2 separate regions of the Homo sapiens genome follow, and region 2 is linked to region 1. Evidence: read pairs that join two places in POLR2A ChIA-PET (ENCODE). Cell type or tissue: IMR-90. All regions are shown on one strand. Each heading gives the region's core, and the rest is flanking DNA. Links, peaks and the distances in the headings are about the cores only.

Region 1 (8,887 bases), core at 336-8,335:
TTACAATTGTCTTGGATGGGAAGACTCAATGTTGTATTCTGCCACTTTTGAAAAAGGAAGTTTTTAATATAACTTGATACTTAATATAACATGACATTCAAGTTCATCTAAGAGTAGAGTAACGAAAGTATTTAATGAAGTATTTTTAAAAAGGTATGTGTGGGTAAGAGTCCTGTGCTTCTGTGTGAGCAGAGTATCTTTGGTAGCAGTGGTTAGCTCTGCAAAGTGGAGATGGGGGTTAACAGTCTTCACCATCCATCTTTCTGTCCTCTTTCTTTGTCTTTTTTTTTTTTGAGACGGAGTCTCGCTCTGTCACCCAGGCTGGAGTGCAGTGGCGCAATTTCGGCTCACTGCAAGCTCCATCTCCCGGGTTCACGCCATTCTCCTGCCTCAGCCTCCCGATAGCTGGGACTACAGGCACCCACCATCACGCCCGGCTAATTTTTTTGTATTTTTAGTAGAGATGGGGTATTTAGTAGAGTAGAGTATTTTTAGTAGAGAGTAACATCCTGTGTTAGTCAGGATGGTCTCGATCTCCTGACCTCGTGATCCACCCGCCTCGGCCTCCCAAAGTGCTGGGATTACAGGCGTGAGCCACCGCGCCTGGCCTGTCCTCTTTCAATTGAAGATGTGTGTATATTCTTGTTCAGAAACAGAAACAGGTGTAATTAGAAAAAAGAAGAATTGGGCTAAGTAGGGCTTCCCTTCCAAGACATCAACTATACTATAAGCACGGCCACGAGAACACTGCAGAGTAAACTCATCGGTGGAGCAGGAGAAACTAGAGACAGTCTTATTTTGTATAGGCAATCAATATAAAATGAAAATTCATATAAAATTTTAAGTCAGTGGCAAAAGTATAAAATAATAAATTTGTTGAAGCAATTTGCTTTCCATGTAAACAAAATAAAATGCCCTACTTCACACCAAACCCCTAACTCCCAACATATCCCTAACATTCCAGCTGGCTGAATTAAAAAGTGATCTGTTCTTTATCTGTATTGTTTAAATATTTTTACACAGAGAACTTAGAATTATATTATTTGTGTAATTACCAACAAAAAGGATGAAAGCAAGGAAGAAAAACTCAGTCTAGTAGAGTGATTAATAGAATTAGTAGTTTTCCCACAGTTTGCTTTCATGAATAATTAACACTTATGAATACAGAAATGCAAACCGAGTGCCAAATGCTTTTAAACAGTGAGAATGCAAATGCTGGAGCTGAAGGAAATACTGTCTGGGGTCAGGCCTGGCGCCAACTGCCAGGCTCCCCAGCATACGTAATGGTCCTGAAAGCCCAGAGAAGAATACATTCTCCCACCTACACTGCACTTCTAGGTGGGGCTAGGACAAAGAGGGCGGCACGTTTCAGTTCACATCTAGAAATGAGTAACAAAAACAACTGTGTCCTTCCTTTAGGGCTTGATTTTAGATTTCTTATCACTTAAAGAGGGAAAACTGTTCACCAGTATAGTTGCTTCACCTGAGTCCAGCCTGGTCAACATGGTGAAACACCGTCTCTACTAAAAATACAAAAAAATTAGCTGGGCATGGTGGCAGGCACCTGTAATCCCAGCTACTTGGGAGGCTGAGGCAGGAGAATTGCTTGAACCCGGGAGGCGGAGGTTGCGGTGACCTGAGATCGGGTGACAGAGTGAGACTCCGTCTCAAAAAAAAAAAAAAAAAAAAAAAAAAATACCACACCCAGAGCTCATTGCTAAATGAGCTCCTGATCTCAGGTGATCCACCTGCTTCCGCCTCCCAAAGTGCTGGGATTACAGGCGTGAGCCACTATGCCCAGCTGGTCTCTTGTTCTTTTTAAGCAAGACACTATATTGAATAGTGCAAACCAATGGGCAGTATGTTATTTGTAGCTCATTCTCAGTGCTAACAGCAAGAGAAAGTCCTGTGAAGCACGGCCCCTTGAACTATACTGGTGAACAGTTTTCCTTCAAGTGATAAGAAATCTAAAATCAAGGGCTAAGGGAAGGATGCATAAAAAGGTGACAGGTGGAAAACTGTCCTTTTGGGAAGGGCAGTTGAAACCACAATTATTTGAAGGGTCTATATCGTTCCTGTTTTATTTCAGGGGGTTGTATAATTTACCTGATGTAATACCTACAGATATTTATTTTCTGATACTTACTAAGGGCTATGTACAGTTCTAGGTGCATTAGATTATTATTCATCTAATGCTCATGAGTCTCACAAAGTAGGTACTATTACTACTGTCATTTTGCATAGGAGGAAATGGAGGCACAGAGACTCCCAAGTCACAGCACTGATGGGTGAAGGTGCCAGGGTTGGACTTCAGGTGGTCTGCCCATGTTCCCAGCCACAGCATGACATCACTTCAGGAAATGTCCCCATTTCCACATTCTTCCTCTTCTCCAAGGCCCATCTTTTCACTATGAAAAGAATTCCCCAGGCCTTCATTCCCCTGGGGGACTTCACTACCTCTACCAGCCTGCATCTCTTCAGCATTGTCTATCTCTTGCACCGGTAAATCTGTGTCTTACAGCCAATAAACATGCCAAAAGACAAAAAAAACCTTTTTCTCTGGGTAACAGCCACTTTTCAAGCTGTCTTCTTTCTGCTTCTCTCCGGTGCCATTTTTCTTAGTTGGAGGCTATATTTCATGCCCTGCTTCCCTCTTCATATCCCCTTGCAGTCCGGGCCCCTGTAGTAGTCTCCTGCCCTCAAGTCTTCAAATGCACACTTAGCTGAGTCACACCTGCTTGAAACCAGCTCTTTGCTGTTTCCCTGTGTTTTCAGGACAAAGACCAAAGTTCTCATGGTCACCTACCAAGCAGTAACCTGGCCTGACCCTTTTTTCTACTGGCCTTTCTTATCCCACCTTTCTCTTTCTCAACTCTGGCCACAGTAGTCAGTCCTTATCCTCCCAAGTTCACCCAGCTTCTGAACTTCAGAACCTTCCCTCAGGTAATTCCTTCTGTTCCAAACACTTGCCACTACCCCTACCCTAGTCCATGTCCACACACCCGTCTAAGTGCAGACCAGAAGGTTTTATCTCCTAGGAGGCTTTTTCTGACCTTACCTTGAAAGGACTGAAAGGACTGGATGGGCCTGTGATTCTTTTTCATAGCTTCAAAACAACTTCTAGCAATTTATCCCAATTGTAGTGAATACCTTGCTTACACATGGCCCTGCATGTAGTAGGCATAAATGTATTTTTTGACTCTGTTTCTCTTCCTACTCCTGAAATGTTTCATTTTTTAAGGTTGCACCCCTTTCAGGGACAGGAGTTAAGTTTCCTCTCATGTTCAGTTCTGTGGTACTACCTCTGCTCAGTCCCCAGACTCAGGTTCTCCTGGTTCTCTGTGACTCAGCCTGGTCCCTTTCCTTAATTCCACATATATCCAATCCAGTTTTGCTGAGTCTCTCTGTCATGTGCCTCACATGTGCAATGCTCCTCTCCTGGTCCTCTGGCTCCTGGACTTGGTGGAAAGGCACTGACACCATAGGAGGTTCTCTCCTGGCGCCAGCACAGCTGGACACTGCTGCCAGCCTATTCTTCCCCAGGAAGGATCAGCAAAATTTCTCCACTGACTACCATGTAAAACACAAACACTGGGGCTTGGTGTTTTTGTCCTGGTTCATTTACCTCTTCATTCTTACTTTTTTTTTGTTTTGAGACAGGGTCTCACTCTATTGCCCAGGCTGGAGTGCTGTGGTGCAACCACAGCTCACTGCAGCCTCAACCTCCTGGGCTCAAGCATGCCTCCCAGGTAGCTGGGATTATAGGTGTATACCACCACGCTTGGCTAATTTTTGTATTTTTTGGAAAGACAGGGTTTCCCCATGTTGTCCAGGCTGGTCTCGAACTCCTGGGCTCAAGTGATCCACCTGCCTTGGCCACCCAAAGTGCTGGAATTATGGGAATGAGCCACTGCATCCAGCCCTCACTCTTACTTTCTATTACCTTTATAAATATGCCTTACCTTCAGACAAACTGAACGCTATTGTTTCTCTTCCTCTTATCCTCCAAATCTCTAAATGTTCATATTCTACCCATTTTCAAGGTCTAGCCCAAATATCTCCTCTAGAAAGTCTTATTTCAGAATTCATAATCTCCACTGTTGTATTACATTATTTCCATACCTTATCTGCTTATGCACCTTAGTTCCTCTTTAAATGGAAGCCCTCTGAGGGAAAAATCAGAATTGGATGCTTCTTGATGTACGTTCTAGTGTCTTAGCACAGTGGGCTGCCCTGGTCCTGTTCCAGTGACAAGTATAGGGCAGCATATAAGTAAAGCTCAATCTGTGTTCATTACGATTTAAGAATAGACAAGTAGACATAAAATAATATGCACATCAAGATTATGATTGAATGAGAGAAAAACCCAGGGATTCTCAACTTTTGATATAATCAGTCAAACTGTTAATTCTTGTAGACAGCAAATGCAGAAGCCTCGGGGCTTCCAGTGGGTACTCACATAGTGCCCTATGGTGCTGGCATAGGTATCAGCGATCCAGGACATCTCCCGCTCACCTGTGCTCATGTCTGGAGCAGGCACATCAATGCCAGGACCTGCGGGGGCACAGGGAAAGAGGAGTGCACCAGTTTTTAAGAAAAATTCTTCTCGAACACAAAGATCCTTGTAAGTCTCTGTAATAACCAAGTTACCATGGCTAGAAAACTTTAGATCTCATTTAGGTAGCTAATCAAAGTCATAGAAATATTCATTAAATGTTTCACTATAAAATGCAGACACATACAACATTACATAATAATTTCTCCCTCTGGCATTTACTTGCTGTATGTTTGGAAGTTAGCTATGCACAACAGATATAAGCCACTCCATAGGATTTCTGAGTGTGCGACCAGAGGTTAATCAGTTTAGCCTCTCTTGACCTCATTTCACTAACATGCAATTAGAGATAACAGTACCATTGTGTTCTATATAAGCAGGATTATTATGGTTAGGGAGTTGACATGTATGAGATAGCAGAGTAACATGCTGCTTAGTGGGGGTATAAGCCCTCCTTATCAAGTAGAGAAAAAGGGGAGAAGGTCATATTGCTAAAGCAATTGTGTTAAGCCCCATATTATTTTTACTTGTGGAAGAATGTGGCTGTGACCTATTATTCGACATTCAGCACATATAAGGTTTTAGGCCTTAGCTTTCAGTTCCTCAGATCATAGGAAATTAAAGGTTTAGGCTAATAAATTAGCTTACAGGCAATAACAGGAATCACTGACTATACTACTACTGACGGCTACAGTAAGATCTCTGATAAAAACATGTTAAGTGATGCTCACTCAAATCTGTAAAGGTGCAGAAATACTCCTCTCAAACACAGTAAAAATAAAAACAACCTAATTATCTTGTATGCCAATTAAATGAAATATGGTATACCTATGCAAAGTACTAAACAGCCATTAAAAAGGGTAACTTATATCCATGTAAATTACTTGGAATTATCATGAACATACATATGGAAAAAGGCAGGTTTCATACAGCATGTATAACATGTTCCCACTTATAATTTTTTTCTCTTCCCTGCCATATATATAGTTTATAACTTTCTATATTATTTCAACTGTAAAATACAAACTCGTTTTTACAAAACGAAAAACGCAACTTAAAAAATGGTTAAACTATTAGGCTGAGCACAGTGGCGCATGCCTGTAATCCCAGCACCTTGGGAGGCTGAGGAGGGCGGATCACGAGGTCAGGAGTTTGAGACCAGCCTGACCAACATGGTGAAACCCTGCCTTTACTAAAAATACAAAAATTAGCCGGGCGTGGTGGCACATGTCTGTAATCCCAGCTACTCCGGAGGCTGAGGCAGGAGAATCGCTTGAATGGAGGTGGGGGGTGTTGCAGTGAGCCAAGATCGCGCCAGTGCACTCTAGCCTGGGCGACAGAGTAAGACTCTGTTTCAAAAAAAAAAAAAAAAAAAGTTAAACTATTAAACTATTATGTCTCCCCATAAAATAATTAAAGTTCTAAGGGCTGTACCCAATTATTCCTATAAATTTTACTTTTTAGTCAACAGAATCAGTATATTGTAATGTTTTTCTATAACTCAGGGGCCCAAGGCCTAAATAATAAACTTTTTTGAACAAGCTGTGATGTAATGGATACAGGGCTAGTATAAGATAACTTTGAAATGGTCAAGGATCGCTTTTTATACCCTGACCCTCTCCACCTCCCACCTAATCTGTAACTCTATGTCTTAGCACCCTTCCCTTAGTCACCTTAAAAATCTCATGAAGTCAATGACGACAACAACAACAACAACAACAACAAAATCTTGTGAAGTCTAATCCCCACTGCACTTGGAAAGATTAATGCCATATTCTAGCCTCATCCACTGACAAAAGGGCTCTCTGGCGCTCTCCAGCTCCTATTTGCTCACTTTCCATTCCTTTAGTGACATACCTCTGCTGGAGGTCAGCACAACTTTGTTTAACCACTCCTTTTCTCCCAATGTACAAATGACAAATTGGTCCTGAATCTTTCTAGAGGTAACTACAAAAGGATTATGCTTGCTTTAGGATTAAATAAGCTTGTTACCTCAAACAACAATTCCAACTAGGCCGGGGCAGTGGCTTATGCCTGTAATCCCAGCACTTTGGGAGGCCGAGGCAGGAGGATGGCTTGAGTCCAGGAATTTGAGACAAGCCTGGGCAACATAGTGAGATCCTGTCTTGATTAAACAATACATTTAAAAAACAAAAAACCGGCTGGGCGCGGTGGCTCACGCCTGTAATCCCAGCACTTTGGGAGGCCGAGGTGGGCTGATCACGAGGTCAAGAGAGAGAGACCATCCTGGCCAACGTGGTAAAACCCCGTCTCTACTAAAAATACAAAAATTAGCTGGGGGTGGAGGCACATGCCCATAGTCCCAGCTACTCGGGAGGCTGAGGCAGGAGAATTGCTTGAACCAGGGAGGCAGACGTTGCAGTGAGCCGAGATCACGCCACTGAGCTCCAGCCTGGTGACAGAGCGAGACTCTGTCTCAAAATCAAAAAAACAAAAAACAATTCCAATTGGAGAAGGGCTCTGGCAAGTGGCAAGTCTGAAACACATGGTTTGTAAATCAGAAACACGTAATGATAAAATCCTTCTCAAAAACAGTCTATACATGCTAAACGTGAAACAGCTTCTGCCATCCAAAACAAAATCACAAGGTATTAGTTATTAGGCTTATGAGTTTTCTACTCCATACAAAACTAATGTATAGGGATGCACAGATTACAAGTAGTTCCTGAGGCCGGGTGCGGTGCTCATGCCTGTAATCCTAGCACTTTGGGAGGCCGAGGTGAGTGGATCACAAGGTCAGGAGATCGAGACCATCCTGGCTAACACAGTGAAACCCTGTCTCTACTAAAAATACAAAAAATTAGCCGGGCGTGGTGGCGGGCGCCTGTAGTCCCAGCTTCTTGGGAGGCTGAGGCAGGAGAATGGCGTGAACCCGGGAGGCGGAGCTTGCAGTGAGCTGAGATCGTGCCACTACACTCCAGCCTGGGTGACACAGCAAGACTCTGTCTCAAAACAAAAACAAAAACAAAAAACAAGTAGTTCCTGAATAACAGATATATTCTTTTTGTTTTTTTTTAATTTTTATGTTTTGAGAAGGAGTTACACTCTTGCTGCCCAGGCTGGAGTACAATGGCATGATCTCGGCTCACTGCAACCTCCGCCTTCCAGGTTCAAGCAATTCTCCTGCCTCAGCCTCCTGAGTAGCTGGGATTACAGGTACCTGCCTGGCTAATTTTTTTTTATTTTTAGTAGAGACGGGGTTTTACCATGTTGGCCAGGCTGGTCTCGAACTCCTGACCTCAGGTGATCCACCCGCCTCAGCCTCCCAAAGTGCTGGGATTACAGGCATGAGCCACCATGCTTGGCCTAACAGATAAATTCTTATATAGAGAACAGGTATGAGGCAGAAGTTAATCTTTTTTAAAAAAGCAACTTTTCTAACAGCATGTGACTATAGAGTAGGAGATGAAAGGGTAATTTTGGTACACAGAGATATAAGGGGATGAGAAGGGTGGAGACATCAGGGTCCTGCAGAACTTAGGTGATATTTACACTCACACAAGAGAATGAACATTGACCTTTCAAAAGCTTTTCCAAAAGCAGAAGAGGAAGGAACACTCCTCAACTCATTCCATGAGGCTAGAATTGTCCTGATACAAAGACTAGACAAAGACATCATAAGAAAACTATAGACCAATGTCACTTACAATAGCATTAAAAGGAGTAAAATATTTAGTTGTAAGACTTCTATGTAAGACTTCTACAATGAGAACTACAAAACATCATTGAAAGAAATCAAGAGACCTAAATAAATGGAAAGACATCTCATATTCAGCATTGGAAGGCTTAATATGGTTAAGATGGCAATACTGGTCAGGTGCAGTGGCTCATGCCTATAATCCCAGAATTTTGGGAAGCTGAGGTGGGAAGACTGCTTGAGCTCAGGAGTTTGAGACCAGTCTGGGATACGTGATGAGACCGTGTCTCCACAAAAAATTAAAAAATTAGCTAGGCACAGTTGCACACCCCTGTGGTTCTAGCTACTTGGGAGGGTGAGGTGAGAGGATTGCTTGAGCCCAGGAGGTCAAGGTTGCAGTGACTGCTGTCTGGTACTCCAGCCTGGGTGAAAGGACAAAACCTTTTTGGGGAGGGTGGGGAAGATGGCAATACTCCACAAATTAGTGTACAGATTCAATGAAATTCCTATAAAAATCCCAGCCTCTTTTTTTCTTTTGTTTTGCAGAAATTTACAAGCTGATGCTAAACACACATGTGACAGGATCAGGGTTCAGGCTCAGGTCTGAGCCTCAATCTGACACTCTCTGTGGAATGGGCAGTCAGGAAATAACAGATAAATAACATCAAATTTGA
Region 2 (8,887 bases), core at 336-8,335, 140 kb before region 1:
GTACAGCATCTGGTTTAAAAGGTGCCTTAAGAGTTTACCATTACTTGCTTTGTTCTATATACAGATTATGTCCAATGTATCATTTTGAAGTAAATAACCTTATTTTAGTATACTTTAGTGATGTGTTTTGTGATGCTACACTCAGACGGTATTGTGCATCAGAAGTCATCTGTTGAGATTTTTGTAATGATTAAGTTAGTGTATATACATATGTTCCTGAGATGTACACTTCAACTACCAGAAACCCAGTATGGAGCACAGGTAGGTACACGCTTGCCCTGTGGAGATAGAGAACTTCTAAACCTATCACGGTGCAGGGGTTTTTCCTTTAAAAAACAAGACAAAACATTGTTTTCTTTTTCCTTTTTTTTTTTTTTTTTTTGAGACGGAGTTTTGCTCTTGTTGCCCAGGCTGGAGTGCAATGGCACGATCTCAGCTCACTGCAACCTTTGCCTCCTGGGTTCAAGCAATTCTCCTGCCTCAGCCTCCCGAATAGCTGGAACTACAGGTGTTTGCCACCATGCCTGGCTAATTTTTTGTATTTTTAATAGAGACAGGGTTTCACCATGTTGGCCAGGCTGGTCTCGAACTCCTGACCTCAGGTGGCCCACTTGCCTTGGCCTCCCAAAGTGCTGAGCTTACAGGCATGAGCCACCATGCCTGGCCAAAACATTGTTTTCTGATTATGGAAATGTACTCATGGCAGAAAATTTGGGAAACAACAGCAAATAATAAAGCAAATAAAAATCACTCAAAATTCTATTGCCAGACATTATCACTATATACATTTGAGTGTTTCTTTTCAATCTTTTTTTTTGAGAGAGTCTTGCTCTGTCACTCAGGGTGGAGTGCAGTAGCGCGATCTCGGCTCAGTGCAACCTCTGCCCCCTGGGTTCAAGTGATTCTCCTGCCTCAGCCTCCCAAGTAGCCGGGATTACAGGTGTGCACCACCACGCCCGGCTAATTTTTGTATTTTAGTAGAGATGCGGTTTCACCATGTTGGCCCAGGCTGGTCTCGAACTCCTGACCTCAAGTGATCTGCCTACCTCAGCCTCCCAAAGTGCTGGGATTACAGGAGTGAGCCACTGCACCCGGCCTTATTCTTTTTTATGTTGCATTTTTTGTAATATTAGGATCCTAGTATGCCATTAAATAGCCATTGAGAACTTTTTTTTTAATGACTGCACAATATTTGACTAAGAAGATGGAGTAATTTCTGTGCTCAATCCCCTATTGAATATTTGGATTATTTTCATTGTTTTGAAAAATAGATATTAAGCATCCTTATACATAAATCTTTATTTTCTTATATTACATTTCTGAAAATGAGACTAGTGGATATGAACTTTTAAAAGATCCTTTAAGATGGAAAAACTAAGGTTCTTGGAAAACATTGCCATATTGCTACTCACAAAGCTTTTCATTTTCATTCCTGCTAGCAGTTCATGAGCTTAGAGCGATGGGATGCATTTACCTGGCCTTAAGATGCTCCTGCTGCAATGGGAAGTGAAGCCTTGGATAGCTTTCCTCCTCCTGTGCAATACTTTCTTGTCATTTTCCCACCTGCACTGAGTCCCACCGCCAGTCAGGGCTGTTTTCAGGTGTATGTGAATTCATCCCAGCAGTGTGCCTTCTGCTGCCTTTTCCTAGGGAACTGAACATGTTAAATCACAGACGCGATGTGGCACTGATTATTGTTCCTCAAAAGAAATGCGTGTCTGAAGATAGCCTCTTACAGATTCCTCACGGGAGTCTCTGTTCAGTGTCATTGTAAGTTTCTCAGAATAATCGCAGGCGCTCTGATGCAGCCTGGTAAAGAAGACTCAGTGATTTCTGGGAACTGCAAATGCTTGCCAGCTTTCCTTCTGTCTGTGGAAACACTGAATAAATGTATTCATTTCTCCTTTCCAGCAATCTGTTAGTCTCACTGCTCCATTCCAAGGTTTCTTTAATATTATTAACAGAGCAGACATTAAGAAACAGAATTGTCTAATCCTTGTTCTTCCAAAATAGGTTTAATCCTTGTAGATAGTTTCAAGCAGACAGTAAGTCAGTTACTAAGTTTTCACTTGGAGAAACATTTGCTGATAGTAGTAGCATATTGACCATTTCTGACATGTCATCCTTATATCAAGTTAGGTGCACGCTCCTACACAGCCTTGGCTCAGCGCTTGGAGCATACAGTCTTGACTGGGTGGACATAAACCGCTGAAAGTGGCCAGCAGTGAGCAGAGGCCACCTACTATCAGCGGCACTGCTGCAGGCATGGAGACTTAAATGTGTGAGTGCTGGTATAAGCAGAAGTGGGAGAGTCACCTCGATGCTGGGATCCAGATGGCGGCTTATTTCAAGTGCAGTGGCACATACAAAAAATATTTTTGGAAGGGAGCAAGGACTAGGGCTGAAAGGTTCATTCATAATCTTTTTTTCTTTTTTTTTTTAGGTGGAGTCTCGCTCTGTCACCCAGGCTGGAGCGCAATGGGGTGATCCCAGCTCACTGCAACCTCCACCTCCCGGGTTAAAGCAATTCTCCTGCCTCAGCCACCTGAGAAGTTGGGATTACAGGCGTGCACCACCACACTCAGCTAATTTTGTATTTTTAGTAGAGACGGGGTTTACCATGTGGGCCAGGCTGGTCTCGAACTCCCAACCTCAGGTGATCTGCCCACCTTGGCCTTCCAGAGTGCTGGGATTATAGGCGTGAGCCACTGCGCCCAGCCCATAATCTCCTTTTGACATAGGAATTGTTAATTCACATATTCCATCAACCTATTGCTCCTCTGAATCTTAGCAGCTTCTTGGTCTTTGTTCAAATGAAATCTAAGTCAATTCCATATCTCTCAATGTCGCTACATCCACCTCAGTGCTTATATCCTAATTTTGTCTTTTTTAGAGACAGTCTTGCACTGTCACCCAGGCTAGTGTGCAGTGGCTGTTCACAGGCATAATCATAACGCACTGTAGCCTCAAACTCCTGATCTCAAGCCATCCTCCCACCTCAGCCTCCTGAGTAGCTGGGACCATGCCACCATGCCTGGCTCACATTCTAAACATTATGCAGGAAGCTCAAAGTGAAAATCAATATGGAATGTTTATATTGAAAATATTTTTGGCTGGGTGCAGTGGCTAATGCCTCTAATCCCAGCACTCTGGGAGGCTGAGGCGGGCAGACCACCTGAGGTCAGGAGCAGCCTGGCCAACATATAGTGAAACCCTGTCTCTAAGGTACAAAAATTAGCTGGGTGTGGTGGTACTCGCCTGTAGTCCCAGCTCCTTGGGAAGCTGAGGCAGGAGAATCACTTGAACCCAGGAGGCGGAGGTTGCAGTGAGCTGAGATCGCACCACTGCATTCCAGGCTGGGCAACAGAGCAAGACTCCGTCTCTCAAAAAAAAAAAAAGAAAAAAAAATATATATATATATATACACACACACACACACACATATATATATATATATTCAAGCAATGTGAAGAAAATATTGGGCCCCCTTGTTTTTCTTTAATGGAAGAGCCATTTTTAAAAGCCAGTTTAGAATCCAGATGATGACATCTGTTGCTCTACTGTATGACTGAAATGCAGGTCAGTGTTGAAAAACATAAAAAATTGGAAGTCTCCACTGAAAGACCTACACTGCTGTGGGAGGGATTTTAATCAAGACATTTCAAAAGCAATTTTTATTACTTGATCCTGTCCTCATACTTGGCTAGGAGTTCAGCTGGAGATAGAATCTAACTCTGAAGATGATACTCCATGATCTTCTAGCATCCCTTGTCACCAGTGAGAAGTCTGATGTGGATCTAATAAGTGACATGTTATACAGGTTAACTTATTTTCAAGAAATAGAATTTTCTTTTTATTATTGATGTTGGAAGTTGAAACTGGCCATATCTAAATATATTCATTCTGTTTCTTAGTACTAATGGGATCTTTTCTTAGACCTGGGAAATTTTCTCCCATTATTTCTTTTGTTTCTTCCCTTTTTTCTTTCTTTTCCTTTTCTCTTTCTAGAACTTTCTAGAACAAATCTCAGGTCCCCTAGATGTTTCTTCCATAATTGTTACTATGCTTCTCATATGTTTCATCCTACCTTCTACTTTTGTCAGCCCATCTGAGTTTATTTCAACAGCCAAATGTTTTATTTTGAAATGATTCCAGGCTTCCATTAAAGTTTCATCAATAGTATAAGGACTGCCATTTACCCTTCACCCAGATTCATAAACTGCTAACATTGCACAATTGCTTTGTCATTCTGTGTGTGTGTGTACAGGAATCACAGAGACTCATCTTGTAATGTTTGTAATGTCCATGTATCGTGTATGCACACATTTTTTTCTGACCTATTAGAAGCAAATTACAGAGCTAATACCCCTTTATCCCTAAATACTTCAGGGATGTTCTATTACTTAACCAATTATGTACAATTATCAGAACCAGGAAAGTTCACATTGATACAATAGCAATGACCAACAATACCATAATCTATAGACCTTACTGAAGTTTTGCTAATTGTTATTTTGGTGTGGTTGGGTTTTTTGTTTGTTTGAGATAGGGTCTCACTCTGTCACCCAGGCTGGAGTACAGTGGCACAGTCATAGCTCACTTCAACCTCAAACTTTGGGCCTCAAGCGATCCTCCCGCCTCAGCCTCCCAAAGGGCTATGATTACAGGCATGAGCCACCATGCTGGCCTCATTTCCCCTTTCCTTCTCAAAAGGATTCTGGCTTTCCCTACTGCATTCATCCACGTCCACTACCCGCTCCAAGAGAGCTGAGTAATTGTCAAGCCAGGTTTGGGGAGCTTTCTTGATGGAGGGGATGGAAGGAGGGTGGTGCTCAGGCTACAGCAGGGAGAGCTTTTCTGTTTTTGAGCTAAAGACATAACAGGGTGCAGAGGCTGAGAAAAGGAGAGTTCTAAGCAACATGTCACGAGCTATGTAGCCTCTTCACACTGCTTCTGAAATAAAATCTAACAGTAGGAGTGACTTTGACATTATGTTGTGGTTTCTGCAGACAACTTGGGATTGGCCCCTGTGGGTTTGTTAAGGGCATGTTTGTCAGAGTATGGGGGCTCCCTGCTTCCAGAGGCCCAGCAGCTGCTGTGTACCTGGGGTTCAGGGCTGACGGCAGGGCTGGAGTTCTGGCACACAGTGACCCCAAGTGTGTTTATTTTTTTCCTTGTGGTGATGGTTGAACTGTTTTAGGGTTGGTTTTTGTTATTGTTTTTTTTCAACTTTTATTTTAGATTCAGGGGCTACATGTACAGATCTGTTACCTAGGTATGTTGTGTGATGCTAAGGTTTGTGGTATGATTGATGCCATCACCCACATACTGAACATAGTACCCAACAGTTAGTTTTTCAACCCTTGCCTCCCCAACATGTCTCAAGGGCTGGGTTTGAGTTTGGGGCTCCGCCCAAATCACTCCCATCTCCCCAGCAGTCTCACATGTTTGGGGTCATGATTTCCTGTTGCTGTTTCATTTCAGACCTGATCCCTTCTATTTTTCAGGAATTACTAAAATGTCCTGATGTACTTATGGTACCGTCTCTTGTTTTCCAATTGGAGATTTTTTTTTTTTTTTTTGAGATGGAGTTTCATTCACTCTTGTTGCGCAGGCTGGAGTGCAACGGCTCGATCTCAGCTCATTGCAACTTCTGCATCCCAGGTTCAAGTGATTCTCCTGCCTCAGCCTCCCGAGTAGTGGGGATTACAAGCACCCGCCACCACGCCTGGCTAATTTTTATATTTTTAGTAGAGATGGGGTTTCATCACATTGGCCAGGCTGGTCTTGAACTCGTGACCTCAGGTGATCCACCCGCCTCGGCCTCCCAAAGTGCTGAGATTACAGGCATGAGCCACCAATTTGGGGATTTTAAAATATTTTTTCCACATCAGGTTTGCAGGTACCACCGTGTGCTCCGTCCATTGTGGTGTTTTGGGTGCCACAGTGAGGGTGCTGACCGCTGGTCTGGGTAACGGGGGGTCTGCTTGCAGGACAGGAGGAGCCTCCACCCAGGTGGAGACAGGAAGTCTATCAGATGAACTTCAGAAGTCTTGCTAATCTGGGGGGGGGGTCCTAATTTTAGGACCGTTTAAACAGAAAATTTGCCCTTAAACTTGATGTTAAGGTTTTGTGAAATGCAGTCATATATGTTTTGTTGCATGGAAAACACCCTGTCCAGAAGAACCATTTCTCTAGTTCTCATCCCAGAAACTTCTGGAGTGACACATCCATGCTGTTGGCAGAGCTTGCCCGTTAGCACTTTCATGTATAATCTTCCTCTCAAAGAGGACCAACTGTATGAGGGTTGGATGACATGTACCCCTTCCAGAAGGGATCAATTCACTTCATTTACTATGGGCAGTAACTTCCAAAGGATAAGACTGCATTACCTAATGTCTCAACTGTTAACAGCAGAGCCTGACCAGTCACTGCATGATTGAGCAGAAAGAAGACACAGCACAGTCTGCAGCAGCAAGGCTCACCTGCTACTGGGCTTCTAATCTTTGTTCTGGCGTGGCCGTCTGCTTCATGCCTTGGGGCAGAATTGGTCTTGGTAACTGAGAGCTGCACCGGGGGTGGGTGATACTTAAACCTGTGGTTAAGATAATAAAATGCCAGAGGCCAGGCGTGGTGGCCCACACCTGTAATCCCAGCACTTTGGGAGGCTGAGGTGGGAGGATCATTTGAGGTCAGGAATTCAAGACCAGCCTGGCCAACATGGTGAAACCCTGTCTCTACTAAAAATACAAAAATTAGGCGGGCATAGTGGTGGGTGCCTCTAATCCCAGTTACTCGAGAGGCTGAGGCAGGAGAATTGCTTGAGCCTGGGAGGCAGAGGTTGCAGTGAGCTGAGATTGCGCCACTGCACTCCAGCGTGGGTGACAGAGCAAGACTCCGTCTCAAAAAAGAATGCCAGAATACCTAATTAGAGCTGTAAGATCAACCACCTCACACTAAAGACAAAGTTCAAGAGAGGTTGTGATTTACCCCAGGTCAAACATGAGCAGTGTGGCCTGGCATACTGTTCCTTTTAACACCGATGTTTTAGCACATTGAGTGCACAAAACTTAGTGCTAAATAAATTCTGAGGAACAAGTGAAGTAATAACTCCTAGCAAACAATGAGAAGTGCTGATAACCTTGTTAACGCCAACAAGCAACTCACTACGAAGTCCAGTCTGATTTTTTTTTTTTTTTTTTTTTGAGACAGAGTCTCGCTCTGTCTCCCAGGCTGGGGTGCAGTGTCACCATCTCAGCTCACTGCAACCTCCGCCTCCCGGGTTCAACCGATTCTCCTGCCTCAGCAATCTGATTTTCTTATAGAGAAGACTATATTCAACAAATTTTGAGTACTTAATACCAAAAAAAACCTTGTTTCTGATAGCTAGATGACTGTTTTCTCAGGCCAGTTTGCTATAGGATCTGAACTTTTTTGAAAACCATATGCTGGTATATTACAGGAATAATTGCAGCTATGAGCTGTACTGTCTAGTCCAGTATTAGTATCTTTGCCTAGTGTGGAAACTTCCAAGTGTTTTATATAGAATAAACGGAAATCATTCTACATAACAGGGCCTGGAATAATCAGTCACATTTACCCACATAGTTTCACGTTGTCCCATGTTTTTTTTACCTACTCTACCAATTATTTTTGCCCTCCAGAAGTAAATGAGGCAGAGATTTGAAGGGCATCACTTTATTCCAAAGTTGATCATTAGTGAGGGGGATTTTTACAGTCTTCTTTCCCTCCTCCCTCAGCTGCCTCCTGGTTAGAGATGCTAACAAGAATTACGATGGTCCTAAGATACTGGAGGAAGTAAAAAAGTTGAAGGCCCTACATATTTTAGTTCACGTTTGGCATTTCTTGGTCTTTACCCTATGTAAGGCAAGGAGAAAAAGACATGAAATTTAAATTACAGATAAACACAAGTGTATTAGTCCATTTTCACACTGCTATCAAGAATTGCCCAAGACTGGATAATTTATAAAGGAAAGAGGTTTAATTGACTCACTGTTCCACATGGCTGGGGAGGCCTCAGGAAACTTACAATCATGGCAGACAGTGAAGAGGAACCAAGGCATCTTCACAAGGTGGCAGGAAGGAGAATGAACACAGGAGGAACTATCAAACTTATAAAATCATCAGATCTCGTGAGAACTATCACAAGAACAGCATGGGGGAACCGCCCCCAAGATCCAATTACCTCCACCTGATCTCTCCCTTGATGTGGGGATTATAGGGATTACAATTCAAGATGATATTTTAGGTGGGGGCACAGCTAAACCATATCCTACAAGGAATGACTGAAACTAAAGATACTAATTTCCTTTCCCTTGGTTGGCCAGGCTGTCGTCTTCATTACTGACTAATAGAGACCAAGCAGGTTGGTTTAATCCCATTGCCCTCTAGTGCTTTCCAATGTTGGCCAAAATGTTGCCTCCATTTTAAACATTCCTCCTGGGGAAGAATGTCTTTCTATCATACGATAAGGGAGAAGAGAAGAGGAAGCAAGAGAAAAGTTTAAAGTGTTGTACAGAAGTTTCCAACCACAGGAGGAGCAAAACACCAAAGAAGTTGTAGAATACAGGGTGTGGTGAAGAGTTGGAGCCCAGGCCGTGCTGTCTGAGAAGGCATGCCAAGCCAAGGTTCAGGCTTCCTAGGACCATGTCCTGCCCGGAGAAGCATTCCAGTCCTTCTCATCATGGAGAAATGGCCAAGCCCCATGTGGTTACAGGGAAGCCACGTACACCACACCATCTTTGCAGAAGGTTTCCAGGGAAGAGACAGACCAACTGAATGACCTCCAGCCCATCCTTGGCCAGAGCCCCAGGCCGAGGAGAGCTGGGCGAGTCCATGATGTCTGATCAGATTGGGGCTGGGGTTC

The links. ChIA-PET counts read pairs that join two places held together with the same protein. Peaks named below come from ENCODE experiments on the same cell type or tissue, not always from the same donor. Only the 100,000 strongest peaks of a DNase experiment are listed, where the experiment ranks them.
Region 2: POLR2A ChIA-PET joins it to region 1 with 10 read pairs; 3 of 35 experiments call an interaction of 5 or more read pairs at or near these places.

Annotation. Positions count from the first base shown.
Region 1 is chr10:87,063,604-87,072,490 of GRCh38, forward strand. It overlaps GLUD1 (glutamate dehydrogenase 1), which reads right to left. Exons shown (of 13, transcript NM_005271.5): 5 at 4,460-4,554. Among named protein-coding and RNA genes, the nearest start is that of GLUD1, 27 kb to the right of the region's middle. In IMR-90, for the core only: no CTCF peak of the experiment used is centred there; no DNase peak of the experiment used is centred there.
Region 2 is chr10:86,927,858-86,936,744 of GRCh38, forward strand. It overlaps MMRN2 (multimerin 2), which reads right to left. Exons shown (of 7, transcript NM_024756.3): 7 at 7,683-8,887. The coding sequence ends at 8,886. It overlaps BMPR1A (bone morphogenetic protein receptor type 1A), which reads left to right. Exons shown (of 13, transcript NM_004329.3): 13 at 1-112. Among named protein-coding and RNA genes, the nearest start is that of MMRN2, 25 kb to the right of the region's middle. In IMR-90, for the core only: no CTCF peak of the experiment used is centred there; a DNase peak (open chromatin) is centred at 4,244.